Linked DNA regions of Mus musculus: region 2 is linked to region 1. Evidence: chromatin loops called from intact Hi-C (ENCODE). Cell type or tissue: heart. All regions are shown on one strand. Each heading gives the region's core, and the rest is flanking DNA. Links, peaks and the distances in the headings are about the cores only.

Region 1 (16,274 bases), core at 8,122-12,121:
ACAGTACCTCAGATGGTGTATTGCCCAGTCATTGATTGTTAGTGCCTCATAGTGTTGGAGGCTGGGAGAGCAATGTCAAGGTACCATGAATCTCTTTCTTCCAGCTGTGAGAGAGGATCTTTCAAGGATTCCTTCTTGGCTTATAGATAGGTATCTTGTCACTTTGTCTCTGGGTTATGATTCTGTCCCTGTTCATACACAAATGTCTTCTTTCTAAAAGGATACTGCTCAGACTGAGCTAGACCCTACCCCAATGACCTCATTTTAACTTACTTCTGTTCGTACACACAGCCAGCCATGCACTAAGGTTCTAGGGTTTGGGATACAGCATACAAAATATTTTTGATGGGAAAAGGCATAGTTCAGCCAATAACACTACTTCATAGTTTATGGCCCTGGAAGCCTTACTTGCAGAAGGTAGGGTTGGATCATGTCATTGGTTATAAACTTTCTACATTTATGTGATGTTTCTGACTTCCTGAGGATTCTTGAAATTCAGATTTCTCATATTCCTGTAATAGACAGTGGTAGAAGAATTAGAACATTGTGATTTCTTTAAATATTATATTGGGAGGTTTTTCTCATAAGGCCTGACTTCTATGTGGTATTTTAAAAAATATTTATTTGTACTTTATGCGTATGATTGTTTGTTAACATATAGGTATATGCTCAGTGACTGCAGAGCCCATGGGAGTGTATCAGCTCCCACAGAACTGGAGTTCCTGATTGTGAGCCACCATGTGGGAGCTCGGAACTCAACTTTGGTCATCTTCAAGAGCAGCAAGTAGTCCAAACCTCTGAGCCATGTTTTATCCCCTGAATTTTTAGTAGAAGTAAAATGACTTCATGATAATAAGAAGAATTGTACAATGGGTCAGTTTTAGATGTATATTTCTATCCTGACTTCTCTTCCTGTCTGTAGAGACAAAGTCTATTGCTACTGCTGGCTGGTTGTCAGTCACAGCTTTAGAAGTACACACACAGAGACTCATATGTGTATCTAGTGGGAGAACAGGAAACATTTGAGAGGGTGTGACACTTGAGATAGGCTACTTTTCCACTGTGGAGGGAACATTAGAGCTGGTTCAATGAGATGGAGAGAGCTGAAATTTGATTTTACCTCAATTCTGGTATTCTGGCCAATTCTTCATTCTTAAGATGTCAACAGCATAAAGATTGAGAATCGGGAAAGCCTCGTGCGCAGGGAAGTGGATTTCAAGAGCCTGCTTTCCACTTATCAGATCACCTTGGAATTTAGACTTTAACATAATTTTCACACAAAGTGGAAATGCTTAGCAACCCTAATCTTGCCTAGATTTGTGTCTCCAGATGGAATTTCATCTTGTTAAGATCGAGCACATACAGTGGCTTAACTTAGGTTTAGGTACTTTCAAACTTGCAATGTCTTTTATGGCAGCTTAGCAAGATGACATGAGTGGCAAAGGTCCGCTTTCCTGTTTTAACTTAGAATCCTTGTGTGGCATCCTCACAGCTTGCAGTACTTCTGATAGAGGCCCCGGAGCACAGAGAAAGGTTTGGGATGGAGTGGGTAAAATGTCTTAGGACCCTGCCTTTCGCTACCTTATTCTGTACTATCACTTTGTAGATCTGATATCACAACGTTTTCATTAAGGTTTCTGACCATCACGGCAAGGGAAACAGTTGTCATTTCTATGGATTCTTGAATGTATAGTACTTTGCTTAGGTAAGCATACACAGATATCTAAATACTTTATAAACAAAATACACATGAAAGAAAGCAGTACCAATGTTTGGCAAGCATGGTGGCAAATGTCTATAATCCTAGTACTTGGGAGGTGGACCCAGGAAAACGGGTTAAACGCTGGGCTTAGTGAGCTCAAGAGCTGCTGGGCCACTCTTTAATATTTCTCTGTGTATTTTATTAGTTATGCTATGAAAATATTTTGTGTTTTTAATACCAAATTATGATACTAGAAAGGAGGAGTTGTTTAGAAGTTGAGAAGCAACTGAGAGGGGGAAAAGCCAGCACCTTTTATGTTAGATATTTGGAAAAAACCTGCTCATAAAATGAGTAGCTAACTTTCACAGTTAACATTCAAGTTTCTAATTAAGATACTTCTACTGTTGCAGAAAATTAGGCACTTAAGTTATGAGTTATTATTTTATAAATGTGATAACATTAAGAAATGGAAAATGAAGCTGCTGATAACTGAGCTGTTAACAGCTGTGGTATTTGACAGATTTGATTATCTTCCTCATGTCTTTCTCGTGTATATATAGTATCTTCAAAAATATTCATTGCTTTTTTGATAACGCTATCAGTCTTTACTTATAGACATCTGCTATATTTATGTGTCTATATATGTATGATTTAGCTTGTAACTAATGAATGTTAGTTTTATCTCATTTGTTTATAATTCAGTTGGAAATTAACCATGCTAAATTTAGTATTTGTGCTGGTACATCACTCATCTGTAGCTTCAGTGATAAGCTAAGCTAGGAGTCCAAATTCAAAACACTGATAAGGCCAGGCTTTCTGTGAGACTATTGCTCAGTTTCTGCTTACTTTGCCTGGCTCCTGGCAATCCTTCGGGACCTTTGAGGGTGTGTGTGTGTGTATGTGTGTGTGTGTGTGTGTGTGTGTGTGTGTGTGTGTATGAATCAGTTCTTCCTGCTGCCACCCTCAAACTACTAATGTCTTAATCAATCATGCTAACTGACATTACAATTCATATCCTTATATATATATTTGCTTCTGTGTTTACATGGTCTCCTTCTCTGTGTCTCTGTGAAAGATGCCACTCACTGAACTTAGGCCTCCTTTAAACTAGTGTGAGCTTATTTTATTTAATTACACTTGGGTGGCCTGTTGGCAAGTCAAGCCACACTCTGAAGCCCCAGGGAGACGGGAGTTTGGGGAAATATTTTTCAATGAGGTACAGTTTTTTTTTCTAGTCTCAGATGAGATTTGAAATGTCCACAGGTACATTTGAAATGCCAGGAGTCTACAGCTGCCCTTGTCCAAAGCTTAGCAGATAGATATGCAATGTAGGATGATCACATTGCCTTTCTTTTCCTCTTTATAGAAGTACATATGTGACAAATGAGTGAACATTAACATTTATTACCATTCTCCAACGTGACTTGGCTATTTGTTATTTTTCATTTTCTGTATAAAAATATGACTTTTCCTCTGTGATTACAAGACAAGGTCTATGACTTGTAAGGATATGAATTGTCATGTCAGTTAGCATGGTTAAGGCATTGGTAGTTAGTTTGAGGTTGGCATCAGGAAGAACTGATTCCAAAGGCTACTAAATATATGTAGTGTGATAAAGGTCTATTTTTGACAGTTCCTCAAAGTGATTATTGTGATTATAGACACATTAATTCAAAAGGTTAAATATTATAAATCTTAGCTTCCTAGGCCATCCCACAATCTGTTTTGTCCAGGTATATAGTCTAATGAATATATATCTTCTCTGGTAGGACTGAGTTGATATGTGTGTAATCATTCTTGGTTATAAACTAAGTCCTGTTGTCAAAGGGCTGGATGCCAGGACACACCTCCCACCATCCCCCTAATGGAGAGAAAGCACCTCTCATTGCTGACAGGGCTTTCCTCTCTCCCTCTCTTCCTCTCTCCTTCTCTCTTTCTTTCTCTCCCTCGCTCCCCCTCTCCCTCTCTCTCTCCCTGTCTCCCTGTCATTCTCTCTCTCTCTCTCTCTCTCTCTCTCTCTCATTCTCTCTCCCCCTCTCATTATCTCTTTCCCTCTCTTCCTCTCTCTCTTCTCCCCTCCCCTCCCTCCTTCCCTAACTCCCTCCCTCCCTCCCTCCCTCCCTCCCCCCCCCCTTCTCTTCTTTGACACAGGTGCTCTTGTGTTTGGCTGTCTAGAAGGACTCCATTGAGAGAGTTTGCACAGAGGGGAAGAGGGGCTCCCAGGCCACAATCACCCTCTGTAACAAATCCAGAGAGCAATGTTGGAGAGGGCTGAGAGGACTGCTGTGGTTCTATATTTGTGTCTTGTCAATATTGAATTGTTAGGAGAATATTAAGTGAAGTTTTAGCTATGTTTTCCTCTACATTAACACATCATTTGATCAAATGCAGTAGGTGACAGAGTAAATTATCTCTCTCTGGTCTTAATAAGTTTAGGATTTATCAGTTCTGAGCTGAACTTGGACATTTCTGCAAGTAGCTGGGTTCTTTGTTTGCTTGTTTGTTTGTTTGTTTTTTGTTTGTTCTTTGACAGATTAAAAAAAAAAGCCAGTATTGTATAAAATGCAATAGCCCTATATGTGCTATTTTGGAAGCTAAGGCAGGCCACAGAGATGATCTGTTCTCGGTTGTGGCCAGGCGAGGTTCCAGCTTGACTCTTAAATTGAGTTTTAGTCAATAGGTCTAGTGACCATCATGCTTAGTCTACTATTTCAGTATGAACCCTCAAGCCCAACATATATAGATTCAAAATTGCTTGGATTTCTGCCTAAGTGTATGATTTTTGAGAATGCCTTAAAATTTTTCCATTCCTTGGTTTCCTCATCTATAAAAAAAAAAAATAAAAATACTACTAACTTTATTGAGCTCAGAAGATGTAATCTTTAAGTTCATGATGCTATCAAATAAAAACAATCAAAGAATGAGATTTCTTGGAAATAAAAATCCATTACTAGGAAATAAAATTCAAAAGAAAATATAGATGGTGGATTTAAGGAAAAAGAAGGACCAAGAAGAGTTACTTTCTCACTTTCTCTGGTGTCTCTAAGAGTAACTAGTAGAGGTATGAGTTTTCTTCCATATTCTCTTGTTTTGGTCTCTTTGGTACTGAAGGTACTGAATATCCATCCTTCAGCTGCCCTGAGATCTTAATTATCAACCTAAATTTCAGAGTCAGATGCCTTGAATGATGCCTTTGGGTGTTTGAACAGGGATTATTGTTTGGTGGGTTATATAGACATATGATGGGGATGATGTACCCACCTCCACCCCAACACACACACATACTCACCTTCCCTTTCCGTGCTGATCATCAGATACCAACATAGGATAGCATTTTTGAAGGAGGCTTTGGTTTCCACAGGGAAAGATAGCTGACCCTCTTGTCTAGAGAATTTAAGTTTGCTAGTTACATTCAGTAATTCAGTAAATTCAGTCCTTGGTATGAGTAAGAGGTGTGTTGCAGGGATTCTCGCCATTCAGTAAGCATGTTTCCATCCATCTCTCTATTTTTGGTTCAGATCATGTAGCTGGTGTAAGAGAGACTAAAAGGTAATGAAATACTTAGGGAGAAAAAGGACAAGTGCTGTTTTTAGGAGATAGGTGTGTGATTCTGAGGAGGCACAACTTGCTGGGTGAAGTGTCTGTTCAGACATGGAGCTCAATGGCCCTGGGCATGGGACCTTCAGGGTGACATCCAACGCTTTTCCTGGAACAAGGGATGAGGAATAGAAAGAGCCTATGGAGAATGACAGAGGACAGGAAATCACAGGGAGTTCAGTCTCACAGGCGCAAGTTTGAAACCCAGCATTCATATGCCATTTGTTTACATGGCCAGGCTGTTGAGGTCACAGACCAGTTATGCCTCAATTGAGACCTTATGGGCATATTCAGGCACATGATCTAAATATTTCACTATTGTGATGTAGGTTGAAGTTAATCATCCTCATGTTCCAAATTAAGAAGCTGGAGTTGCCAGATATTTTTGTCAAAGGACACCAACACTAGATACAGAGTCTGGTGAACTATCTAGCACATAGTAGAGACTCAATAAAGATTAAGCAACAAAATGCCTGAGTACATTCCAGATCCTTTCTGTGTTACTGTTGAGATACAAACTCATTCGATCAAAGTGAGGGGGGGGGAGGGAGGGAGGGAGGGAGGGAGGGAAGGAGAGAGAGAGAGAGAGAGAGAGAGAGAGAGAGAGAGAGAGAGAGAGAGAAGACTTGGAAAGACACTATATCAGTCAGAGAATGTTGAGGGCTTGTGGCGATTGTGCCACTAACCTTTGGTCATGAGGAAATACTTCAGTCTTTGTACTTTCAGTTTCTTAGTTTCTGACATGAACTGTCTACAGAAATGCGTTATCTTTATATACACACTTGTCCCAGCCTCCAGTTACAGTTCTGTTTACTAGGCATTATTTCACAAAGGCCTACTTATTTATCCCAAGTCTCAACTTCCTTACCTGCACCTGAGAGATAATTCTTATCTGCATTTAGCATAGGATAGTTGTGAGAATTACATGAGGTAGCATCTTTAATAGCTTGGCAAGCTAAAAACTGAAGAGGTCTATGGGGAATTTTAGGCAATTAAAAGCATGTTCAGGTGACAGTTGTTATATAATCCTTCCAAAATGGTCTTCAATACAAAAATATACTATCTTACCTTATGTTACCAGTTGACAAAACAAGATGATTTTTTTTTTTCAAATTTAACCAGCCAAGAAAGCAGCTGCTTGGCTAAAAGAAAAATTTTAATTTTCAGAATTAACTAAAAGAAAACTACTATTTTCACAGGCTGTAAAGTCACATGATACAACAGCTTTCAATTTTTGTTGCTATTAGCTGGCAGACACCCATTACAGTATTCAGTCTCATGAAGAATAACAATTGAGTCAATTTACATAAACTTACTTAGAATCATAGTCTAGACTCATGGATTTTTTTTCCTTCCATTTACAAAATTTTGCCTGTCATTTGTAAAAGGTTCTATAGCAATTCATGTTAATTTTTTTCACTCACTGACAGACATAAAGGAATATTATTAATGGTTTAAAAGAACTATTTTAGCATGGTAAATTCAAATCTCATAGCATCTCTCTCCTCCCCCTCTCTGTCTTTGTCTCTCTGTCTCTGTCTCTGTCTCCCTCTCTGTGTGTGTATGTGTGTGTGTGTGTGTGCGCGCGCGCGTGTTTAAAACACGGATGATACAATTATGGATTTTTCCAGTAGGTAAAAGATTGAGATTAGTACTATTATTTAAAATCAGATTTCTGAATACTTAAAATTGTCTAAATTTTCCTGTGTACTTCTTCATTTTTTACCCAGCCATGCTGTTAAACATGCTACCGAATATATTTCTCTCAACAATCCTGAGTTAATATGTCAGTATGGATGTATCTAAGCTGCATAAAAGAAGATGAGGCCTAGAGATAAATAAATTGTATTTTGTTGCATATTTTTCTAGAAAGCAATTTTAACTGAGGTTTTTAACTAAAGCGTTTGTTTGAAAATAATGCATTCTTCACTTAAAAGTTTCTTGGCTAATTAAACTAAATTGCAAAATCATAAAGTTATATTAATAACTTATAGATATAAAGCTATTTGGTATTTATTCCTTGTAGGATAGTTTTTAACATAGCAACATATTACTTTTAAAATTGCTGCCACATATTTACTACTTCTGAGTATTTGAGATGTGACATTGTTGTACTGCATACCCTGTATGCTACCCAGCAGTGTCAAAGGTAGACACACCATGAACAGAAGTTCATGGCTAATGTCATGCTCACTGATGGAATTTGGTGTTTTATGGATCTTCAAGGTCCATATTTAAGAGATATTTTTTTATGTTTAGTAAGTAGTCAATGAAGATACCAAATAATGTGATTTTTTTTATGCTTCTTTTGAAAAACAGATACATTGTGTGTGATGGAAAGAGGAGAAAGAATTGGGCAAGGCATGATTTTTTTAAATCACCATAAAATCCTATGACTGCAAACATGTCAAAAGACTACAATTAAAAGAAGCACAAAGAGACCCACTGGTAGATTTTTTTAAAAGTAAAATTGCATAAAGAAAAAGACAAAGGGAAATCTTGACGGTAGGAAGAGACAAGCAACTCATTATAGCAGAGAAAACTGTACTCACGAGCTGACCTTTCATCTACAGTGGCAGTTGCAGGAAGGGAAAGTACTGACATACTCAAAAAACAAAAGAGAAGGAAATGAAAACCTGTCAATTAAAATTCTGCATCTAACAAAACAATCCTTTGGAAACGAGGCCAGAGCTATGTCCAAATCAGCAGAACCTGAGTGAAATACTAAGCGAAGCATGCCAGGCTGGGTGCACATGCCAGGCTGGGTGCACTTGGCAACGAATCCACTTTTTTAGTATAAAAAATTAGAATGTTGGAAATGGCAATATGTGAATAAATATAAACAGTTCTATAATATTTTATACAATCTGTAAGATACTAGACTATTTCACGTAGTGATTGTAACATTGTTAGATATATGACATATTGATAATATTTATGTGGGAGAGAAAAAGCTACATTTAATAAATATTAAGACAATATTAACCTGGAGCAAACTATACTCAACCTATGTATGATTATTCCTCAGAATAATCACAAAGAAAATAATATGATTAAAAATCAACAAAGTATGCTTTTATTTCAATGTATGGAGAAGAAGATGAAGGCAGTGAGTAGGAACACGGAAACATTTGAGCATCCCCGAAGAGATGCAGTGGATAGGGATAGAACTCTAGCATCTCAACTCTCTGCATTCAGGACACCAGAGAAAAGTGTTCCAGACTGGGTAGAAAGAGAAGAGTTAACTCCATGCTTTGTAGAAGAGATGAGCTTTAGTTCTAGCTACTCATCGGGGTAAATGTTGAGTAGGATATGTAAACATTAATCATAGGAAACCTGACAAGATAAAAAGTATAATAAATACCGATAGATACTTTTGTAGTTTTCCTGCAGAGAGGGACATTTTACAGTGATGAAAGGTCTGCCATGAGCATGATCTCCCCATTAGAAATGCATAAACTTTACACAATAGTTGTAATATACAGGGGGACCATAAAAGAAATAGACATTTCAACAATTTTACTCATGCATTTATCCCCAAATATTGGAATATCAATTGGAAGAAGCCAACCAAGATGTAGAAGGTAGAAATGATATGGTGACCAACTGGACACATAGTTCCAAGTAAAATGTGCATTCATGCATTTTTTGAGCAAACTGAATATTCTCGAGGATACGTCACAGGCTAAACCTTAACAGAAGTCTGTGTCAGAGGACTGCGTTCATCAAGGTGTCACTTCTGTCTCCTAAGCAATTACATTGAACATGAAGAACAAAAGTGAAATTCAAAAATTGAAAATTAAACAACACATTTCTGGATAATATATAGATAAAATAAAAATGAATGTTGATATTTTGATATCAATGAAAATAAAAACATCATCAAAATTCATGGGATGTAGATAAGTCAGTGTTTGGGAGAAAAGCTGAGCCTGGAACATACATTTTAGAAAAGAAATATGATCTCAACTTAAAATCTAAGCTTTTTCTCTAAGCGTATTGGAAAAGAGCATCACATTTATTTATTTATTTCCCCAAAACAGAGGGAGAATAATAACCACAGTGGAATCAGTGAAATAGAGAACGGAAATGCAGTAGAGAAGACAGTTAAACAGAAAGCTGATGTTTTTTTTTTGTTTGTTTTTGCTGTGCGAATATTAATACATTTTTACCTGACTGACCAAGATGAACAAGGTATGAGTTACTATACCACCAATGAGCAAACATAACTATTGACTTTAGAGGAATCATTGGTCTTTATAGGGCTATTATGAGCCACTTAATGCTAACAAATTAGACAGTTGATCTTAAGTGGACAAGAAGTAGTTTTTACAAAAATTGTTACTCTTGACAATTAGATGTTTGAATGCAAAACAGATCAATACTCACCTTGCAACCAATACCAATTTCAATACTAAGTTTGTGTATTCAATATAAAAAGTTTAGAATCTCTGGACACAGACCTGCTGGGAAGCCTTGTGATTTCAGATTAGAGATTAGCCAAATTTATGGAAGATGACAGTTTATCAATTGAAGTTGTGGTCCCTGAACACAGATCTATGAAAACTAAGAGACAAGTCACAAATCAGAAGAAAATATTGCCAAGTAATGTGTTTGATAAAGGATTAATTTTTCAAACTTATAAAAGATGACCAAGTTAAATAATGAGAAAACTCATATGTTGCAAACTGGATTATAAGATTATAGGCACAAAGCCTGTTGTAGAGTAAGGTGGAAACCATTGGCAAGTCAGGATCTTTTGGGACATCTGTCTCCTTAGATGCTGAGATCACAAGTTTCCATCTCCAGGGGCTGTCAGTTTTTGACAAAGAGCTATAATCATAACATACTGTTTGTTCAATACAAGAAAGTAACTCAATATGAGAAAAAAATCATTATATAACTTGTACAACTAAGAAGCTGATTGTATGTGGCAAATGACAGGTTGAATTTTTATGGCTGGCTAGGGGAGAAGCAGCTGGTGGAGGAATGTACTGGCAAAGGAATGAATGTACCTGCTTTTTCTAGCCTGTCCCTACCCCAGACCATCAACTCTACTCGAGTCACCTTTTAAAGACCGCATTAAACACTGCCTCTTCTCTGACATCCTGTAGCCTTTAATAGTGATATTCCCTTTCCTCTTCTTTCTTTTTTGTTCTTTGCAAGTATTACATGCTTGTACACTTATATTCCCGTGCTTAACTACATTAAGCTTTCTGGACAGATATGCTCATCTATGACCTATTGGTACCTTAGAGGCTGTGGTATGGAACAAGAACAGACTCCTTAGATACCTGCGTTCCCCTACTGTTATGAAAATGGAGCTAATGCAGAGACTAGGTAGTGAGTTAATAGATTTTAAGCAGCAACTAATTGGGCCACGATTGTTTCAGAATTAAGAGTGGAAGGAACCATGGTTATAGTCATACGTTGTGGTCTGAGAAATGAACAGAGGAGAGTTGTTGCTAAGTAGCTAGCTGAAGTAGAAATACTCTCCCTGCCACCCAACCCCACCAGTTTGCCTGCTGAGAGGGAGTTCTACCTTCTGAGTGGGTATGGAGGCTGCTCAGAAATTTTCTAATTGCAAACACTGCCTATCCTGTGTTCACCACAAGTCTCTTCTGCTGTGAACTGGAGTCTTGTCCTGATCAACATTTGTTTCTATGGTTACTTTTCATTTTCTTAAATTACCATTGTGTTTGGGACCTATATGGAAGCATTAAGGAAGAGGAAGATAGAACTAGGTATTGAATGCATCCATTTTGGGAGCATCAGCAAGTAAGGAGAGCATAAGTTGATAGGCCATTGTGAGAGTTGTATGGTCAAAGGTATTAAGCTCATGCTATGCTATACTAAACCTGAAGGGGTAGACATCTTGCCCCTGAAGGGTTTAATCCTAGTTTGTAAGGTCTGGGAAGAGCGCAAGGGATCATGTAATCTGGTCCTATCATTTACAGAAGATCAACTGAGTTGTAGGGAGGAGTGTTAGAATGATCAAGATCAGTAGAGCTCAGACCTGAGGCAAAGTCCTATGAGTCGTCAATGTGGAGGAGACAGAGGCCTGGTGGTGACTCAGCTCCTTAGAATGCTGGCCTCACCTCAGAATTGGATCCCATCTTCCTGTGGAGTAACCAGAAAAGTAAACCATTCAGATTTCTCTGCATTGCTCATATTCTTGTGACATTTTAGAATGCAATGGATCTCTTCTTAAAACCATTGAATAATTCCTATCTTGATTTGTTTTTTAAAAAATCTTAATTAATAGCACATGTGAGAGAAATGCACTATATAGTATATTGTGGGAAAAGTTCAGAAGGACAAATAAAAGGAAACTTGAGTATGGGATATTTATATTTTTTGGATACTTGCCAGCTCAGTCAGTTCTCTGGGTATACCCAAGAGCATTGAGTTGATAGTAGTACTTAAAAAAAAAAAAAAAAAAAAAAACCAAAACCCTAACATTTTGAACAGGACCCAAGAAAAAGAATTAAAGGAAATACTCAGCAAAAGCTTGGCAATTGTCCTGTTATCTGTGAGCCTTTGTGTGTGTGTGTGTGTGTGTGTGTGTGTGTGTGTGTGTGTGTGTGTGTGTGTGTGTAGCTTAGGGCCATGTGGGCAGGCTCCAGCAGTAGGGGAAGTATCAGCCTTAAGGGAAGCTTGCTGGCCACCCTTTGAGCCACATTCACAAAACAAATCAATGCAATTACTTTCTTGTAACCTAAAAAAGAATAAACACTCTTTGTAGGATAAGTCCAAGGGCTTGAACAGTCTCAGACTGTCACCTTAAGTTAGCTTTTGCACTGTATTTCATCTATGAAGTATAAAAAGCCACATACTGCCCTCCAATGACACATAAAGCTTCTACCCACAACTCTACACAGAACATCTACAATATTTCACAGTACTTACAGATTCACCTATGTGCTTCATGAAGTCCCAAAGCAGTATAAAAGTTTATCAAGTCATTAAAACGGCATGCCCATGTTTTCCTCATTATATCTTCCTTCAAATACAGAAGTACACACAGTATTATAGCAGCAAATAAAAGATTGGATGACAAATTGTGCTTGTTTATGTATATAAAATTGCTATTTGCTCTTTGTAGGTTTAAATTTTTGTTCAAAACACTTTTAGATTAAGGATATGCTTAAAGAATGAAGGATATCATATTAAATACTGAAACTTCAATAATGCTAATTTTTCCAAAATCATCCTAAATTTTTATGTCAAAGGAATACATAAAATTTATTGTTACTTTCTTGATCAGAATGTTTCTGTGACTTGAATAGTTTATATAAATATAAAAGATCCCAAGTAGAGTTGAATTTGACTGCTCCAATTGCTCTGTTGCTGTCTTGGCCAGGAGCTGCAGACCAACATACCAACATCAGCGCCAGTTTAATACATGCAGCCCTCTCTACAGGTTCAGGAATGTTAGAAAACAAACAAGGCTTGCCTGGTAGGAGTTCACTCATCACCAATTAAATATTGAGAAAATGAACTAGCTAATATTAAGAATTGTACTATTTCATAAAGCAATTAATATGGCAGAACTTATTGTCCTCATAGTGGAATAATTTGTGCAAAAGAAATTTGAGAGCTAATCTGTACCTAACATGGAAAGACAAGACAGGACAACTGCTATATTATAATTTTTTCTCATTTTTCTCGTGTGTGCTTCAGTCTTTTCCAAGTTAAAGTCCACTCCTGGTTTAGGTGTAACTTGGGCACCATACTTTTAGATAGTTCTTAATTCCTGCCTTAGTGATAATATGTAATAACAGTCCATACAGTTCTAATTTTTATCGTAGTGTGTATGTACGTGCACATTCATACATCCAGTCTCTCCCTGAAAGTGGGAGGCTTATTTTAGAGGACTCATTCTTTGTAAGCACACTCTGTGTCTTGCATTTACCTGCTGAAATACATGTCTTATAAAAATCTCAGAGAAATAAACATGAGGGTAACCTTCCAGTTGTGTGGGCCCCATTAAATCCAATCATAGTCCTTAAAGAAGAGCGAGAAGGTATTTTACAATATTTTGAATGGTTACTTAAATTATGTATATTAATTTAGAATTCCGACTTTTTGAAGACTGTCACTTTTATGAGGCAATTTGTTGACCTCCATCCATAGGAAGAGGAACATTTTCATGCTGGACATTTGTCCGTTTGCAGATGCGATGATTTTCATAAAAGGACAATAATACACTACAGTAAGACAAACACAACAATTCCAGCATAAAGACCAATGTATTATGGAATTTTATAAGTAAAATGAGAATATTTCAGTGGAAGGTTATAAAAAATGATGACCTTCCCAATTCCTTGAATGTTCTTAACTTGTTGAATTTGAACCATTTGCCCCTGTCACTTGCAGTTGTTTATTCCTGGGGAAGCCACTAATGTCACTGGCAAACGTTCCTTCAGGCACCTTTCCCTCAGGCTCTCAGGGTCACTAAGGTTCAGATAAACAGTGGATACCTTGGAGAACTAGGATGACCTTTAAGGGATAACAGGGCAGTCAGCATTCTTCTTTGCTAGGTGGCCCCCCTAAGTCTTCTTCTCGGTGGTTGGCATCTTCGACCATTCAGGAATCTATTGTCTTTGACTGGCTTCACTTTCTAATGAACATGAATTAGCCTCGCAGGATCTCCCCTTACCTTTTTGTGATGATTTTTCCAATTCTCTTTGTGCCGACTTCCCCATTCTTTGATAAGTTCCCAATCCATATCTCCACCTTTACTCTCAGCACTGAATTTCATTCACAAATATAAAAACATAATGATGGTTGAAAGAAGGAAGACCACAGAAGAACACATGATTTTTACAAACTACCAGGAGACACTCCTCTATGGCATTTAAATCATTCTAACTCAGGAATAATGTTTAGAGGGAATTATACAAGGACTTCTAAAGTGCTAGGAATCTTTTCTTTATCTGATCAGCAGAAAAGAGTGCAGAGGCTTGTGTTAACCTGATCTCATTTCTAGCCTGTGCCCTGGCACTTAGTAGGACTGTGTAGTTGGGGAGATTATCTATCCTGTCCTGTGTGAGGTTCCCGTGAAGGCTGGACAAGTTCCATGCCCAGTGATGGTCACTACTCTTGTAATGTGAGCTTGGGACTGAAAAATCATTCTTCCAGACTGTCATTTCAAATACTCGGTGCCATGTTGTAGATGCCACTTAGTAAGTGCCCCCCACCCCGTGGGAAGTAAAAAATAAATAGGAACCATTTCTTGCTCATAAAACAAAAACAAGATTTTGTGAAATAACTAAAAACATTTTCATATGTGTTGCCAGGAAGTCCAAGACTGTGTAGTTGTAATTGGTCCCCACAGACTCATGTTTGAGTGCTTGGCCCTCTGTGAGTGGCACTGTATGGAGGTATGGCCTTGTTGGAGTAGGTTTGGCCTTACTGGAGGAAGCATGCCATTGTGGGAGCAGGCTTTGAGGTCTTCTATGCTAAAGCTCCAACAGTGTGGGATACAGTCCCTTTAGCTGCCTTTGGATTAAGAGCTAGAACTTTTGGCTCCTCCAGCAATGGGCCTGCCTGTATGGTGCCTTGCTTCTCACTCTGAGGATAAAGGATTGAACCTCTGAAACTGTAAGCCAGCCCCAGTTAAATGCTTTCCTTTAGACACATCACAGCAATGGAAAGCCTAACTAAGACTAAGACCTTTTGTAAATATAAAGGAACCTTAGGAAACAAAGATTCTTGTGATCTGTGTCAGGAAGTGAGGGCCTATTCTGGCAGATAGAGTTTTAGAAAATTCAGTGTCAGGGTAATACACAATATTGCCTCTGCAATGATTATAAGCCAGGTGTTTGACTTCCTACTTTGGATTCATTACTTCAGCAGACTCACATAGCTGCCCTGTGAGATGCATCTACTGGCATTATCCCCAGTATACATGAGGAAAACCAAGCTCTTAGGGAAAGGATATAACTTGCCAAGAACCATGTAATTCCTGAAAGGTTGGGTAGGGGTCTGTCCAAAGCCCCTGTCTGAGTTGGAATGGTCTTGGTAGGGGATGTTGCCAAAATAGTTTTGCAAACAATACTCTTAGGGGAGGTGTGAGTCAGTAAGTCTAATGCTGCTCTCCTTCAGTACAACAGCATAGTATCCTTTAGTAAAGGTCACACTGTATAGTATAAGGAACGGGACTGTGGACTGAGAGAACTGGAGTCAAATGGTGTGCTAGCAAGCAGTTCCTCTACACTGCTGAGCGTCTGAATCCTTCACAAGGAGGTGGCTCTTTCTGTGCCATTGATGCTAACGGGGGTGTGGGTTATGAACTTCTCTAAGTAGATACTAAGAAAGTAAATTGTTTTTTATTAATAGTGTATTAATAGCCATGATGATAAATAATCTTCTAGTACTATCATAATACTTACACGGTCACACAGGGATTAAGGATATTGCCCTTTACTAGCAATATTTCTAATACTTGCTGATTATGTTTTTTGGTAGATCCACAGTTCATATTCTTTCTCGCTGAAAGAAGCAAATAAATTGTCATCAGGAAATTGTAGAAGGCTACCGTTAATTGTACTCTACACGATGCCAGAGTTCTGGCTTCAGCTTATGTCATGGATGCATTAACATGTAAATTACTGCAGGACTCATAAGGAAAGGCATTATGTCCATAACTACAACTCGCCTGCACAGTCGATGGGGGCTTGGATTTTGCAGTGTAACGGGAGCACATGACTTCGTTCCTTCCCTCCACACTGGCCTGCTCTAGGTCTGTGGTGTATGTTCATGCCTGGGTGAGCCTCTGGCTCATTTAACGGAGTGCATGTGCTCGGGGCTCCTGGGATTCTAACGGGCCCCATAGAGCCCTCCAGGAAAACTTTTCTATGACAGAGAAAATGGCCTCATTGCAGTCCTTTGCAATTCTTGTATTTACGTAAAATGCCTGTGAGCATCACTAACAACACTGTGTAAAAACTAAATTCAAATCCTCTCTGGG
Region 2 (16,274 bases), core at 7,982-11,981, 81 kb before region 1:
CCCATTTGAATGTCGGAGTTTGTCCTTGATCATCAGGGGCTCTTGCTGCATTAGAGTACTGCTGTCTTTTCTCAACTTTCTCCTTTCTAGTTCACTTCAGGTCTTAGGAATTGGCAAATCATTTAGTGACTGAATTTTATTACAGTATTTTAAACTTTAACAAAAACACATGTATGTATGTATGCATGCATGTATGTATGTATGTTGGGGCAGAGGTTACATATGTGCCATGGCTCACTGTGGAGGTCAAAAGGACAACTTTCTGGAGTTGGTTCTCTCTTCAGTCTTGTTTCTGAGGTGGGGTTTTTCTTGTGTGAAAAATGTTTTTTCTGTGAGCGTTCTGGATCCGGCTGCAAGATGAACCTGGGGCCGTGACAGGTGAAATGGTGATGAGTTACGCAAGCTGCACAGATAATTAAGTAGCAGAGATTAGAACTCAGGTTTCCTGCCTCCCAAGTCAACCCTTTCAAGACTTTGACGATTGCTTCCAGCTTCCCCGTGTTGGGATCAGATACTTCTGATAAGTGCTACTGTTATCCCTCCCAGTACCGAAAAGTGCATGGACGTTCAGGTTTCCTCTGTGTTTACATATAAACTGTGCAGTCTTCCTGATAATATATATACGCCTAACATTATAACAAAATATAACGCTGTGTGTGCTGTATACTGAGAGCCATCTGGCCCACAGCTTCGGTGACTCTCTTGTCTCTAATGGGTGCCAGTTTTTTCCTGTTCCAGAAATGGAATTCAAGTGACTGGTGAGTGCCTTCACCCATGAGGCCATCTTGTCTCCACCCCATTTTAATACTTTAAGTAGTAGATCAGTGATAGTTTACTAGATTTCAAATGTTATTTTTCTATACTTCTAAGATAATTTCTTCCTTTTGATATTTTCCTAAATTTCTGACTGTTTTACAAACCTGGGATAATGTGTCTAAAAGCAACAACACTCACTTATAACCCAGGACTGGAACTTGTCCTTCTTCACAAAAAACTTAAGCCAGTTTAATAACAAACAAGCAAATGAACAACAAGAAGAAACCAGAATGAGAGGTGGTTCCTTCGAGAGCTTTTGAACAGTCATGGATTCATACCATTCATAGACTCCATCCTCATGGAACCACACCCACAAGAGAAGAGTCTCTTGTCTCTTCTCAATGCTGTTGGCCTTCCTTTTGCTTCCATCTGAGGAATTTGTATGTGGCAATCAGGTTTTATAAGTTCATTGTTATTCCCTGTGTCCTGCTACTTCAGAGCATTTCAAACCCTCCTGCGGCTCTTTATGAAGATGGTCTCCACAAAATAACCTTTTCATCTGAGTTTTTCCAGGTGTACATACTTGGTGCATGACATCACAGCCAAAGCCATGTTTCCGCTGGTTTATAAGCAGGGGGACAATGTATGCATAGTTCATATATCACTCAAATCAATGGAAGGGTGCATGCATGTGTATACAGCAGGTATACAAAAAACTAACATATTTCAAAGCAAGTACAAGTCTGAAGTGATTAAGATTTGACAAAGGGAACAGAGACTGAGGTGCAAACCCACTGTCAGCAGGGAAATTGAGGAGGCAATGGATACAGGTGAGAAAGAAGGGGCTGAAGTCCAGGGAGCAGCAATACTGTGTCCCAAATGAGATTGCAGAAAGCAAGGTGAAAATAAGAAAGGCCTGATTCATTGCTGTAGTCTGCATCGACCTGTTTTTTTTTTTCATTAAATTCAGGGCTCTCCCCTTTTATGCAGGTTCTTGTGAGCCATCACCGCCTAACGTTCCTTGGTAGCAGCAGCTCCATCTTTGGACTTCCAATTTCCAGACTAGATCAATTTCATAACTGAAGATTTTTTTCACATGGACATATTTTTTTCAACACAGATTTGTTTTTAACCAAGAAACATGAATAAACCCATCACACCCAAACTCTGTTGACACTGTAAGTTACACAGATGTGGCAATACAAATCTGCCTATATTATTTTGGTGGTTTAGTAAAAAGATATGAAATCAACTTTTCAAAAATGATATTTGCACAACGTGTTTATTACAGTTCACTCCTCAGTTTAGAAAAGCTGAGTTATGGAATCAGCATAAATGTGGACCATCAATGAATGGAGAAAGAGGGAGTGGTGCGCAAACACAGAGGGACACCATTAGTCTTCATAACAAGGAAATTCTATCATTTCCAGCAGCGATGGAGCCAGAGAAAACTGCTTGAGGGAAGTAAGCCGGGCGCAGAAAGGAGAACACAAATTCTCAATTCTGACGCTCCCATAAACAGCACCAAGGGCTTAAGGATAGCTTGAGCTTAGCTACTGAATGACTCTTAAGTAGTTAAGCTCAGCGCCTTCAGAGTTGCAGTGTTTTGAGGAACTATTTTAACTAAATGACAGTTATCCGAATATGAAAGTTTGGGTGCTCAGTGCCATTGATGGAGAGCAGTTGAGCTGTAGAATTTTCAGGTTTACTCCAAGGTCAATGCTTAGGCCTGGTGAAGCAGCAGCAGCATTGGAGAAGCAGTCAGCTAACGACTGTAAATGCTCACTCAGAAACCTCCCCAGGGCGCTGGAGAAAGAGCCATCTCAAGTCAGGGAAGCATTTCGGGAGGTTAACTTCGGTTTCATTGCGGAGATGAATTTACATGGATGCCAGATTAAACTTTGTCAGTCTTTTTTCCCATTTTTTTTTACAAATCCAAATGAGATGTTTATTTATAAGAACTTTTATCCTTTTTTTTTCTCTCTGAATCTCAAAATGTTTTGTAGCCTCTACTGTGTCCCATTGAGGTTTCAGATACATGTCACTGTCCCTTGTAAAGATGTTCTTCATTCGTGAAAACAGTGACTAATTTACTGATGAGCCCCATGTCCCAGCACTGCCTTGACTGCTATTTTATGGCCAACTCTAAAGTTGTATTTATTGATACCATATTTTTCCCCTACAGTTCTCCGTGCTCCCTGCCCATTTTGACTCTGTACCCTCCCCCAGACTTTGTTTATACTCCTGTCACCAGCAGCTCTTCTGCAATTTATAAAGTGTCAGGAAGACCCAGGACTAACATAGAGAAGCCCCTGATTCTTGGGTGGTGGTGGTGGGGTTCTTGTGTGAAGATAAATAGAAGAACAAAGCAAATTAATGTGCAGAGCTAGGGCAGCAGGCTAGGGATGGAGAGGAAAGATTATGCTGAGGTAGTTGCTGAAGTCCAGTTAAGTAGAGCTAGGGCCAGCAGAGTGGGCCAGTGATTGGCAGGTCAGAACCGTGGTAGGGCAGAGAGAAGAGCAACGGTGAAGATGGCTGTAGCAGTTGTCAGCATTGAGGAAGTGGAAAATGGCTGGCTTGACTGAACAGGCTCAGTTCTGCACAGTCAGTGCGCCCAGCCCTGCCTGGAGCCCTTGCTCTTCAGGCCCAGCCAATGGCTGCCTGCCTGAGGAACAAATGGTTTATCTTCTAGTTTCAGGTGGACTGAGGCTGGTTGCAAGCATTTATCTCTGGCTTCATTTTCCTTTGATTTAGAAGTAGGTGGACTAGCACCTTGGTTCACCCCAGATATTAGGGGAATGAGTGAAGGCATGTAGCAAGCCGTGTGCTGTTGAGCATGAACGCACACATGCCTTTGCCAGAACACCTCTTCCTCTCCACCGGCCGCCTTTCCTTCGTATCCGTTGGTTGTTTATGCCCCCACTTTCTCCTTGTGATGTTAGAATTTCAGGACTAAACTTGAGCTCCCCCCATTTTACTGGGCCTCATGTCCAGTCCAGTCAATAGCAAGCATTGAAACACCTCTTTATCTGTCCACCCCCTAATTCCGTTGCCTTCTTTACGGTCTTGTCCAGAAATTTGTCCTTGCTTCCAGAATGTCTTCCCTTTCCTCCTTGTCCAGATTTATTTTCTATACCAGTTCCTTGTTAAAAACTGAAAAGCCCCACCTAGCCCACTATCTGTCTATAATTCCCTTAAGATGGACATTTTGAATCAAGGCAACCACCATTTCCCATGGGATAAAATGCCCGATTTCCTGGTACGCGACACACGACCATTTAAGCTCTACTGTTGAACCTTCTTGCTGCCACTGTGCTTGGCCATCGGCTCAGCCAGCTTCCGGCTGAGGCTTCACGTGGCTGCTCACGTGCTTTTCCCATCCAAGCAGAGCCCAGGCTCCTCAGATTTATGTTACTTACTCTAAAGAGTCTCCTGAGATACAGCAGGGAGCTTATGTCAAAAACTTACATCGCCAGGGATGCTTGGCGTCTGGGGCATGAGGATGAAATGTTTGAGGGCAGACATGGACCATTGAAGGCCATCCAGGGCTACATAATGAGACCTTCTGTTAGAAGAATAATAAGCATGTTTTATTACATTATTATAACTTGTTTTACTTATTTAGAATCATTTTCGGATAGCTTTTATAAGTGTTTGAAATCATTATCTGAAGTTTCTTTTTGAGTTAGATTTAGCCTAATCTACTTGCAAATTTAATTTTGGTATTTGATTATTACAGATAATTTCATGTCTTGCTTGCTATGCGTTTATATGTCTGTAATGTTAAGACATTAATATGACCTGTTATATGTCTCAGGTCCTTGTGAATAGTAGGCACTTTATTTGTCATCATTCCTTTAGTTCCTTGGATGTAGAGAATGTATGTAGCTGTTCACAGTGCTGTGTATACAAGTGCATGCTTGTGGAGTAAATAGAGAGGTGTTTTGTTTTGTTTTGTTTTGTTTTGTTTTGTTTTGTTTTGTTTTGTTATTTTTATGGTTTGTCGCATTAACCCTTTGCATACCACATTAGTTCACCCACAGTTTCAGGAAGAACAAACCATAAGAACTGTTGTGGCCAAGTGACTAAGCTGACATGGAACCTAAGCATTGAATTGTGGGAAGGAGTTTACCTAAGATAATTTTAGACCCAAAACATGGAGTTGGGAAAAATTGATGAGTTAGTTTAAGAATTAATCAATGTTTTTAGAGGCCTCGCTTTGTGTTACAGAGTAATGAAAAAAGCCGGTGATTGGCATGGTTTGTACTCAGAGCCTTAAAATGGGGACAGTAGCAATAATAAAAGAGCATTTTAGGATGTGACAGATAATTAAATCCTACATGATTCAGATTTGAAGCAGTGTTGGCTTTGCCAAAGAAGAGTTTGTGCATTGGAAGGATGAGCAACCCTATCGAGAATCTCAAGGCCTTAAAGATGTTTTGGACGACCACTACTCTTCAGGCACGTGGTTCACACAATTAAAATACTTTCTGATATTAGGGAAAAACTTGGGGTGGGCAGCTACCTTCATCAGAAAAGTGTTTGCCATGCAATACCAGAACCTGTGTAAAGCCTGGCATGGCAGCACATGAGGTTTTATTACCTTAGCTCTGGGGAAATGGTTTAGACCAGTGAGAAACTGAGGGGGAAAAAAAAAGGTGGACAGCTTCCGAGAAACAGCATCTGAACTTGACTTGTGGCTTGCCAAAGCATATTTATGCATACGCACCCCTCCCCCAAAAGTGTTTATTTCTTAGCTTTGATAAAGAAAAAAGCACATAATAGTTTTTATTTAAATGAAAATTTTATTTTTTTATATTTTATTTTTTCTTTCATGTTGCAGAAAAAAAATCAAGTTGATTATTTCTCAGGTGATATTTGGAGTGATGAGGATGACGTCTTATGAAGGAGAAGTGTTTCATTTGTATCCACTGGGCTGTGATGGGTGAATGGTCTCTTCCTCAGCCTCTGGCAACACACAGACTCAAGCCCAGCGCCTGGGGAGTACTGGCCACTCACCATTAGCACAGTAGTTACCGTCTCTCATTACTAAATTTACCATAAAATTGAATATTTATAATTATAGATTACCATGTTATTTTAAAATTTCTTCTGTAAGTTATTTTTCAGTTTTGCTGTACCTTACTCTAATTTTTGAACCATGGTGCTTCTCTTTCCAGGCATAGAAAATCCTAGTTCAAGTATGAGGGAGAGATCAGCCTCTCTCCTGTAGGGGGCGCTAAGAGAGTAGCAGTTAGTTTTCCTTTGCCACCCAGTACCCTCTGGCATGACTTGGCACAATTTACTTAAAGATTGCATGCCCTGGTTTGCAGGGTTTTGTTTTGTTTTGTTTGTTTGTTTTTTGGATTTTTGTTTTGTTTTGTTTTGTTTTTTGATGCTGTCATGGGTCCTAAGCCCATCAGTAATTCTTCAGGCTCATAATTATGCAACTGTCACTTTGGTTCAGTAAGTGCTACACCTGTGCAAAAAAAAAAAAAAAAAAAAAAAAATCTAACCTCCTGCATTTGGTGCATGGTAATTTTAGAGTCCTCATTATGCCTCATTTACATATGACAAACGTTATGCATATAGACACATCAAACCATTTCCCAAGCATTTGTAACATGAACGCTGGTAGCCTAAACTTGGCCTTCTCTAGGACCTCAGATGATGATTTAATGGCACTGTCACTCAGGATACTTTCTGGCTTTCTCTAGTGCCTTTAAAAATTGAATTGAGCAGGATAAAGTGCATCCCTTTGATTAAATGTTTTTCCTCATGTGCAATTACCGCGAGCTGTCTGCCTCCCGTTCTGTATGCTTTTGAAGCAGCACTGCATTGCAAATCAATATCTTTCTGGAGAGACAGGGTGTAGTGGATTGCCTGGACAGCATATGCGTGGTTCCTCTGGCTGCAATGCTGCTGCAGAGCCCGCTCACTCTGCCTTCCTGGGAACCCCACAGGCAAGTCCATCGTGTTTGGAGGAAGAAAAGAGATCATTCTAGGGAAAAAAAAAATTGACCTATTAAAGCTTTCAAGACCGACTGTTAGCATGTTCTTTGTGCTCTTCTGAAACGTTTTTTGTTTTGTTTTTTTGTTTTTTTGTTTTTTTGTTTTTGGTCTTGCTCCACTGAGATCAGCTTCTCTGGGTGATCTCTGGAATTTTTTGTGCTTCCCCCTTTCTTGGTTGTAGTACGGCCGTACCATTTCAGCTTGCTAGTGCAGAAAGATGTGAATTCAGTTGCTGTCTGAGGCTGGCTTGGTGCAAACACATTGCTAGAGATATGTTAAGGAGTTCCAGGTGAATCCGGCTCAAGAGAGACAACAGCATAAACGGTAAGACAGAGCATGCCTGAATCATAGCAAGGGCTTTAATTTGGAGCATCTCGGCAAGTCTGAATCCTGACTCACTCGTTTACAACTTGAAAAGGATTCATTCTGTGCATGTCATGCCACTCAGTCGATTCTATTTAACTGCCAAAACCAGCAGAGATTGATAATGGGGTATTTAAATTAAGGATCCGACGGGGTTACTCAGCGAATCCCCGGAGGCTCCCAAGGCTATTGCCTGGAGTTTGTAAACACCAGGAGCAGATAAGATGAAGAAAATGTTCAGTGACTGCTTCTTTGCCATAGCCGAGTCTGATTTCTTTGGAAACTAGTCTACCTTTTTTTTTTTTTTTATAGCTTAAAGAGATCTTGCATATGGTTTTGCCTGGCTATGCTTAGCTGAATGCCCTCTGAGTCAATCAACTGAAGGACGGGAGACCACTTTTCCTTTGGGTAAACTGATGTCTGTGAATTTAGCTGGATTGGGTCTGAGTAGAATTGATATCTCTACTATACTAGAAATCCGGGGCTGCTTCTCTGATCACCTTACCCCTTCTCCTCCTCGAGCCCTGACATGCACCTGCTTTGAGTGTGTGTTTCTGAGTAGAGGTCAGGGTGTTGCCACTTGGCATCTTTATACCTGTAATGGTTTTGCTCTCCTGCATAGAAGTGATAATTCTTCATGCAGTTCTGCTTGAAGTGCCAGCTAGCTCTACTAGTGGGCTGTTAGCATTATAGATGCTGATGGAGAACCCCTGCATACAAGAAAGGCTGGGCTAGTAGACAGGCTACACCAAAATGAGGCTTGCCTGTTCATGAAGAAGATGACAAGCAAGGTTGAAATATAAACCCTGACAGAGGATGAATATCTATTTACTTAATTAATTGGGGCATGGTATTAAGTAGCCAGGGGGGTTTGAAGTTGAAGGATATATTTTCATATTGTTTACATAAGAGACTAATACATTAGATGATCCTGTGAATTTGTCTGGGTCTACCTTTTATGTGGGTGCTAAATTTTAAGGGTGTCAGCATTTGATATTTTGCTTTAAAATATTTTACTTTGTATGTTTGAACTTAGGAATTAACTTGAAATGTGAATGTTGTAGTGAGTGAATATTAGTTGACCAGATTTTCAATAACTTGCATATTGATCAGAAAGTAGTTTTTATATAATTTTGTGATACAAAAAAGTAAGAAAGACTACTTCATTACCTTATAAGTTAATCGAGAAAAACATAGATGGAATCTAAGATTTATAGTAAGTGACTTATTGGAGGAGGAGCCTCTGTACTTATTAAAAATTAAGCATAAAACTGGGCTTTGATTTCTAGGAATGAATATTTGGATTTTGTTCAAAGGAGAGTTGGAATTTTCTTGTATTTCGATCAGTCGTTTATTATTCTCTAAAAAGGAAAGAGAAATATAAACTGGTGTTTTATATCTAAGTCTGTTGAGATGAGTCTGTTTTCTGTCTTCTGAGAGTGCTATGTTCTAGCTATTTATATTTCTACCTTCACTTTGTGTACACTGCGAGGTTTTTGTTTTTTGTTTCTTTTTCATCTCACAACAGGAGGAATGGAATATCTGCAAAACGTGATGTTTAAAAAGGGGGCTAGTGGTGTGGTGATGCGACATATATTTTAAAACCACACTTGTCTTCATCATGCAGGCATTCAGTGTCTCTGTATAAGATGCTGGGAGACATACTTGCAGCAGTAGAGAGGAGCGGCCAGAAGCTTAGGTATAGTAATACTACCTCACAAGAAGTAAATTTGGAACGTTCTAGATGGTGGAATGGCGGCTCAGGAGAGCCTGTTTTATTGTAGGCAGTCACTCACATGCAAGCCTTGGTGGAGAGTCTACTTGGTGACAATGATGAATGGAACAGGTTTATCTGGTTTCTGCCCTCGTGGATCTTAGAATCTTGTTTTTAAAAGATATTTTGAAGAAAAACAATCTGTGGGGAGTGTTTGCTTTTCCATTTTGGTAACTGTGAGAGAGACACTGTATGCTTTGATTTTTTTAAAACTGTGTTTAAAATACACATTATACAGAATTTGCCAAACCTACCATTTTTAAATTTATAGTCTAGTGGCATTATTATGTATATTCAGTGTTTTGTGGTAAATAATTACCCCTATCCATGTCCAGAACTTCTTCATCATTCCAAGTCATTAAATATTTCTACCATTCTCCCTTCCCTTCACCCCTGACAACCTTGGTTCTACTTTCTATGCCTCTGAGTTGGCCTCTGCTAGGTACAGGGCAATGACATAGCACTTGGCCAATCTTACTTAGCGTGTCTTCACAGCTCACGATACCGCGCCATACATTGGGAATTTATTCCTTGGAGAGTATACTTGGATTTTAATATGGAAAAGATAGCAGTTTTCCTCCTTAGCATAGGGTGTCAGTGAATCAAGGCCCCATATGGGCATGCTAGCAGATAACTTAGAGCTTCTAACAAGATCCTCCAATCAGCAAGGAAGGAGGTCCAAAATCCGCCAAGGGAATTGCCCACTGGTTTTTGGGTTATTTGCGTGTGATTGATTGGGCACAGTAACTGGACTGCTTTCTTGTATATTTGCGGATAAAAGCAACGATCAGCTGGGATATTCATTGTGAAGCTGGATTGTGACTTTTGTCATTAATATTAAGATCTCACCTCCTGTGCAGTGCGTTACTCATTGTAACTGTAAAAGCAAAGGCCATGATGATGATGACGATGATGATGATGACGATGATGATGGTGGTGGTTGTTTCCTATGTACTCTGTGGGCTACCTTCTGCCCCGAATCCTGCTTTTAGTGGACAGTCAACTAGAACCCCTCTAGATAGCGTCTGTGTTTGTCAGGAGGAATAGAGAGCGGTTATATGCTTGATACCACAATAAACAGGTTTTCATTACACAGGCAAGCTTAGCTTCATCAATAAAGTTTTTTCTTTTTTGAATTTCCCTACACACTGCTCCTTTTAAATCCAAGAGATTATTTTTTTCCCCAATAGACGCTTCCTTTTTAGAAGGTCAGGTTACGGCCCCATCCAGAGCCTGTTTGCTATCTGTTTGCTATCAACTGACTTGACAATCTCTGTACTGGATCACTGGCAGGTTTGTATCTATGCTGGTAACTCCCTGTTCAAGGCACAGAGGAGCAAGATTCAGCATAACACTGTTTATTATCCGGGTCATCCCACCTTTCTCAGTGGCCTTGGTCTTGGGACAGAATCTCATGTTGTCATACTGACTTTTTCAACTCAATATATAGCTGAGGCCAAGTGCTCCGATTACAGATGCCTGCAGCACACATGGTATCCTGTCCTTAATGATTCTTAATGCGTTGCACTCTTCTGCTTTTCTCTATTATAGCCTGGCTCGGCATAGGAGGCAGATTCGGAATCAGATTAATTAAATGACTGTTTACTTTGGTGGTGAGGTGGAGGGGAGGAAGGAAGGGCGGCCAGAACACTACGTGCCAGTGACTCTGTGCAGCTTTGGATTTCCTTTTCTTTTCTATCAGGAGCGGTGAAAGCATGGGTGGGCGGGTCTGCAGGTAAGGCTCATCCTTTAATCCATCTAGGATGTAGAACGTAGGGGATGTGCGCACAGTGGTCAAGAGCTTCTGCTCTGTAGTTTGGTCCTGCAATAAATCTCTGCTCCCGTGTTTATGCTATGCATGGCCTTGGACGGGTGGCCCAGCTCATGCCTGTTTCGTTTTAATTACTTCTGAAACTGAGATGACATTGTGCCCTCCCGTGGCTCTTGGTGGAGACTGAGAGATTGTGCTAAAGGTAGTTTTCATAGTCACTGTTGTAGATGAGTTCCGTGACTGGGAGCCTCCACTCTTACCAGTGTCACAGCATCTAGGGACCTGCAGTGTCCGTCTCTCTTTTCTAACAACGACCTTCGCACCAGATCCCAGATTCTTTTCCAGTTTGCTTCATTAGAGGGCACATATGAGCATTTCTGAACTTTACAGGACTGAAGAAGATAAAACAGAAGCTGTAACAGCATGCTCCTGTTCCCTGCTTTCCCTTGCCAGACTTTGAGAGGGTGTGTGGTCTGGAGAGGTTCTCTTCTGTCCAATCGACAAGCCATTTCAGCCAGCAGTTAGCTCCTCTACTAAATGAGATCCTGATAACACGTTGGCAGAGAAATGCCTGTGGAAGCACCGGGCTTGTTTCAGGTGGCAGACACACAGCAGGATATTTACATCCAGCCATCTCGGCTCCATTCTCCTTGGATTACTGAGAAGTCAGTATTGACTTTTCTGTTGTGGCAAGGGTACACAGAGCAAGTCTTCATGGAAGCGGGCGGCTTTATTATACAGGATAGCTGTTCTTGCTGAAGGTTTAGCTCTTCCCAGTACACGGACCAATTGTGAAACCTGTATTGAAAGACACTTGCTTTTTTTTTCTCCCAAAGGCACATTGTTCCCTGTGTCTCTCTTCAGGAGCTCTGTGTGGCTAGTGACTCACACAAAATTCTCTCTGCAAACGGCGAGAGCTTCGGCTGTCAAACTCGAATTCAGTTTTGTTCTAAATTTTCCAGGGTTCTATGGTTCCAGAATTTAGATTGGTTTCATTGAAAGGTAAACATCACATTTTAAACACTGCAACATCACATCTTGACCACCATTGCTAAGTTATTACCCAAGGACTAATAAAACATTCATTATTTTTGTTAGAAAAGGTGTTTGATCCAGGTGAGGCGATGGAAGTTGTGTTTATTTTTTTATGTGTTTCAGAATAAGATGGTAGTATGGCATTTTAGTTCTTCTTCAGGAAGAGTTTTTGAAGTGTTTATATCATTGTTCTTAAATACTGTTCAGATAGTTACCAGGTGAGAAGAGTTCAGGTCCTAATGGATCAGTCTTACCTCCACTAGCGTAGTCTTTTCCGTTCCCATTGTTTAATGTTGCTTTATCTTTCATGTAGGACCAAATAAAGAGCTCTCTGAGAGGTATAAACGTGGAGATAGAACTGTCCTGGTTCACAGTACAAACAGGCTAGCGGCAATTCAGTGAAGCTCAGAAGTGAGACAACAGAATTCCAAAGATGCCCGGGATTGACCTTTGCACAGCCTTTCTGACAGATGACAGCTTCTGGAGTCTCTTAGGATGTCTGTTAAAAAGTGAAATGCAAACAGTAGGCCTTCTAGGCTGGGCAGATGGCTATCCCGGTTAGGATAGAACACTGATTTCAGACCTATCCCATTTGATTTGCTTTTAGGACTTCTTAAATGGCACACGGTCTCAGTTTTTAAATTGCTGTAGTTCATGTTAGTTAGTCTCCCTGGCCAGGTTGCTTTCCCCTAATGCATAATGGAGGGTCTTTTGAAAATACACTGCTATTCCCCTTTCTCAGACAAGACCAAAGACAGAGACAATAATAATAGTGATAATAATAATAATCATAATAAAGAGTTGTGTTTAAACCTGTACATTCTTTGAAAGAGAAAAATGTCCTTTAGGACAGAAATAGACTTTTTCTTGACAGCTTTAGGGGAACAGTGTCTTGATGAAGAAACTAATTAGCTGTGCATTGAGAGCCACTTTGCGTGGCTTAATTTTTCAGTTCTGTGGAGAGTGGGCATTCTGCTTGCAGCAGTGGGGACTCTTTTAGGTTGGCAGAGTCTTCACTCTGCGGAGCAGCAGGACAGAGACACCCCCTTGCCATGTGTAGAGTCTCAGCTTTACACAAACTCCTCCTCTGGCCCTTCTGACTATAGATATGTGGTCAGGGAGAAAGTACATCTGTAAATTCTACTGTTTTGCCTCCCAACAGTGGCTATGCATGTGGTCATCTTATGTGAACGCACTCTCTCTCTCTAACCATATTATGATTGGGGATATCAAGCAGGAGTCAGAGAATTTGTATAAACTTTCTTTGACTCTTTGGGATTCTTGCTAAAGTTTTCCTGGGACCACTGTTGTTTGAGAAGTGTTTGATTCAGCCTTCCATGGAGTAGGAGTCAGAACCCATGTGCTTTTTCAGTCTGGAGAGGATTACTCCAGTCTGCCATGTAGACAGAGGGCTCTCTCCTGATGGTAGGGCTTATTGCAGGTGGTACCCAATGCTTTGTGCACACCGATGGCTTGAATATTTTTATTTATAGATACAGTACTAACTTCTTTATAAACTTGCTTACTCCAAAGATACCAAATAATCCTTGATACGTTAGCAAAGCACAGTTTTGGGTTCAATTCTCATGAGAAAAGTGTTAATGACATTAATAAAAAAATAGACATGATTTTAACACATACAAATATCTCTTTTCTAGAAGCACATAAGTACATCAAAATATAGACAGGAAGTATGCTATAATAATCTGTCTATTCTATTCATTCTTAACTTTATCTCATTCCTTTTTGTTTTAAACAGAGGATGTTTATACACATTGGCTATATATACATTGATTGTATATTGTTAGGAAACTTTATTTTAGTGCTTAAAATAATATTAATTATCTGAAGTTGCCATCGTATTTTATGGAACACTTGAGCAGAAATGTTACCCAAAGATGCAATATGCTCGTCACTCCTGTGGCATGCACAAATCGGAAGAAAGTGTGTTTCTGAAGGAGTTGACTTTTCTCTTTTATTTGACCATATCAGCAAAATATATCAATACATGTCTCAGTTATGAATCCATAGGAAATCTTGTTAAAATTCAGATTCTAATGTGGTAGGGCTCTGGTGGGCCTGAGATTCCAGGCAGGGTCAGTCCTGGGTCAGTCCTGTTGGTCTGTAGCAAGGTATTTAAAGCATGAGATAGAGGACGTGTGACTCCCCAGGATAATAGCATGACCAAGACCCTATGTAGACCTCAAGTAGTAACAGGGATGCTACTTTTATTTTGCTGTGAGGCATCATTAAGCTTTACTTTAAATTTATCCTGGTAATTTAAAAAGTGAAGATACTAAAGGTTTATAAGTGGATGCATACACCTCTGTGGACCTATGGGCAAACTATAGCTCACATAAAGCCATTACTATATAAGTATTATAGTAGAGAAAGCTCCTTAGAATTATTCTTATAATATTTGCCAAAACTTCACCTGCTTGAGGCATACATACATATTCCCATTAGCACCAATAAGACAGCTTCCCGTTTCGTTTCTTGATAATAAACATTAGATTCCAGAAAGACTGAAGTTCCTGAGTCAGTATGACATGGTGCAGGTTTGTCCATTTCCATTCAGCTTTGTCTATTAGTTGCTGCATGGATCAAATAGAATTAGGTGAGATCCACAGAAAAAAGTCAGTAGAGAAATACAAGTTTTATTATCCCAAAGAAACGAAATGGTAACAAATCCTGGTGAAAATAAAGGAAAAAGAAGTCTTTATGTGTGGTAGGTGCATCTGTGGTGGAAGTCAGTGTAGAGGTTCCTCAGACTCAAGCCACAACTTCATGGGATCCAGCTTGCAGCATCCCTAGGGATGTACTTCTGGGAATCTAAAGTTAGCATTGCAGAGAGATGCAGGCACGTTTGTGATTATTGCATTACTATTTGTGAGAGTCAAGAGAGGAGCCTGTTGCTCAGCATCAGTAGATGAACAGAGTGCAGTTCTATACAGAATGGAATTTTATGGGGAGCTACATAGAAGAATGGAGTCCTGCCATTTGCAGGAAAATGGGTAGGGATCATCATAAGTGGATGAAATAAGTCATACTCAGAACCACAGCATCACATTTACTCCTCCTCCTTCTTTCAGGTGGAGAGTGTAGATTTAGGAGAAAAAGAGACGTGAGAAAGACGAGGATTATTGCAAAGAGGAAGGGATCGGCAGGAAGGGGGAGAGTGTGTTTGAATAAGTGTGAGAAAATGTGATAATGTAACCAATCATTTTATGCAATTACTATTTACAAAAATTAATTGATATTTAAAAAAGCACTTGAAAACAGGATCACCTTAATGGATATCGAACTCTGTGAGCAGGAATAGCTGGTGAAAGGATTTCCATTGACCAGAAAAGACCTCAACTCAGGGGGTGTCTCCTTTAATGCAGTGCCTGAGAGTGATTTTTCACATAGCCTACTTTTAGTTAAAGGCAAAGCTTATTATTGAGTAGTTATTGGCAGAGCATTTATTTCTTGGCCATACTTTTATCTTTTAGGACAATAAAGAGACAGAAAACATGGTTTATATACCCAAGTACTTACAGTTTGGGCCTGAAATATAATTAGCACATGAGAAAGATGACAACAACCAAACAAAAAACAAAGACGGACTTCCTGTTGCTCCCACCAAATCTAGGAAAACAAGCGTAGTGTAGCTTATGTAAATAGATGACAGCAGCAGTTATTTAGGATGGACTGTGAGGCACAATCTAAAAGGGATGTAGTTCGTAGAGCATTTGTGGTTGCAGCAATGATATTCATGTAGGGACAGAGATACTGTTTAATAGAACCAAGTTTGGCCAATGTCCTACAGTGCACATTGCTGCACCATATGTTGCTTGATCGATTGCTTAGCCAGAATGTTCATGCTGGATCACTGATAAATGATTCTGTGATCTCACAGGTAATGAAAATCTGAGACCAGAGATACCAAAGTAAGTGTTTATGGTGTGTAACACCGCCACACTCTCTGAATCCTAAATTCTTGAGGAGGAATTGCATAGGAAAGGAAACAGAAAGAAGTGGTTTCATTTGTCTGGTACTTGATATATTTAAAGTCACTCACTAGTTGTTATCTGGGACCATTTTCAGGCTAGGGGTAGTAAAGGTCAAAATAACTGCTAAGTACAACAGTTTACTGTTTAACAAATGAGAAGGCTGAGACACAGAATGTTTAAGAGGCTTATTGTATGCTGTTTTGAGTTATGGGTCTTAGTTAATATTGTTATAGAGAGCTTGATTATGGCAAAAAACAAAAGATGCTAAATAGTAAAATATCCATACACGTATCATTGTATCTACATATAGTTAACACACCCTCTATCTTTGTTCCATGTGTTCATAGAACCATTTTTATCTACATGGCTGCACAGAGAAATAGACTTGCAAACACACACTAATTGGGGAAAAAAAAGAGAAACCACATCTTGCAATAAGAGAGGATGCAGTCCTTTTCAACCCAGCAGGTTAAAATAGCAAAGGTGGCACTCAGGGGTATTATTCCAGCAGAGTTGTAAATTCCTTTTATTCTTCATAATTCTGTGTCTATCTATCTTTTTCTAGTTG

Evidence for each region. Peaks named below come from ENCODE experiments on the same cell type or tissue, not always from the same donor. Only the 100,000 strongest peaks of a DNase experiment are listed, where the experiment ranks them.
Region 2: a loop joins it to region 1, with 2.6 times the contacts of the local background. A loop is called at or near these places in 2 of 42 quality-filtered maps.

Annotation. Positions count from the first base shown.
Region 1 is chr5:5,176,020-5,192,293 of GRCm38, reverse strand. The region is part of intron 5 of Cdk14 (cyclin-dependent kinase 14); the gene reads left to right. Among named protein-coding and RNA genes, the nearest start is that of Gm30151, 190 kb to the left of the region's middle. In heart, for the core only: no CTCF peak of the experiment used is centred there; no DNase peak of the experiment used is centred there.
Region 2 is chr5:5,256,398-5,272,671 of GRCm38, reverse strand. The region is part of intron 2 of Cdk14 (cyclin-dependent kinase 14); the gene reads left to right. Among named protein-coding and RNA genes, the nearest start is that of Gm30151, 110 kb to the left of the region's middle. In heart, for the core only: no CTCF peak of the experiment used is centred there; no DNase peak of the experiment used is centred there; H3K4me3 peaks cover 692 bases; H3K27ac peaks cover 1,931 bases.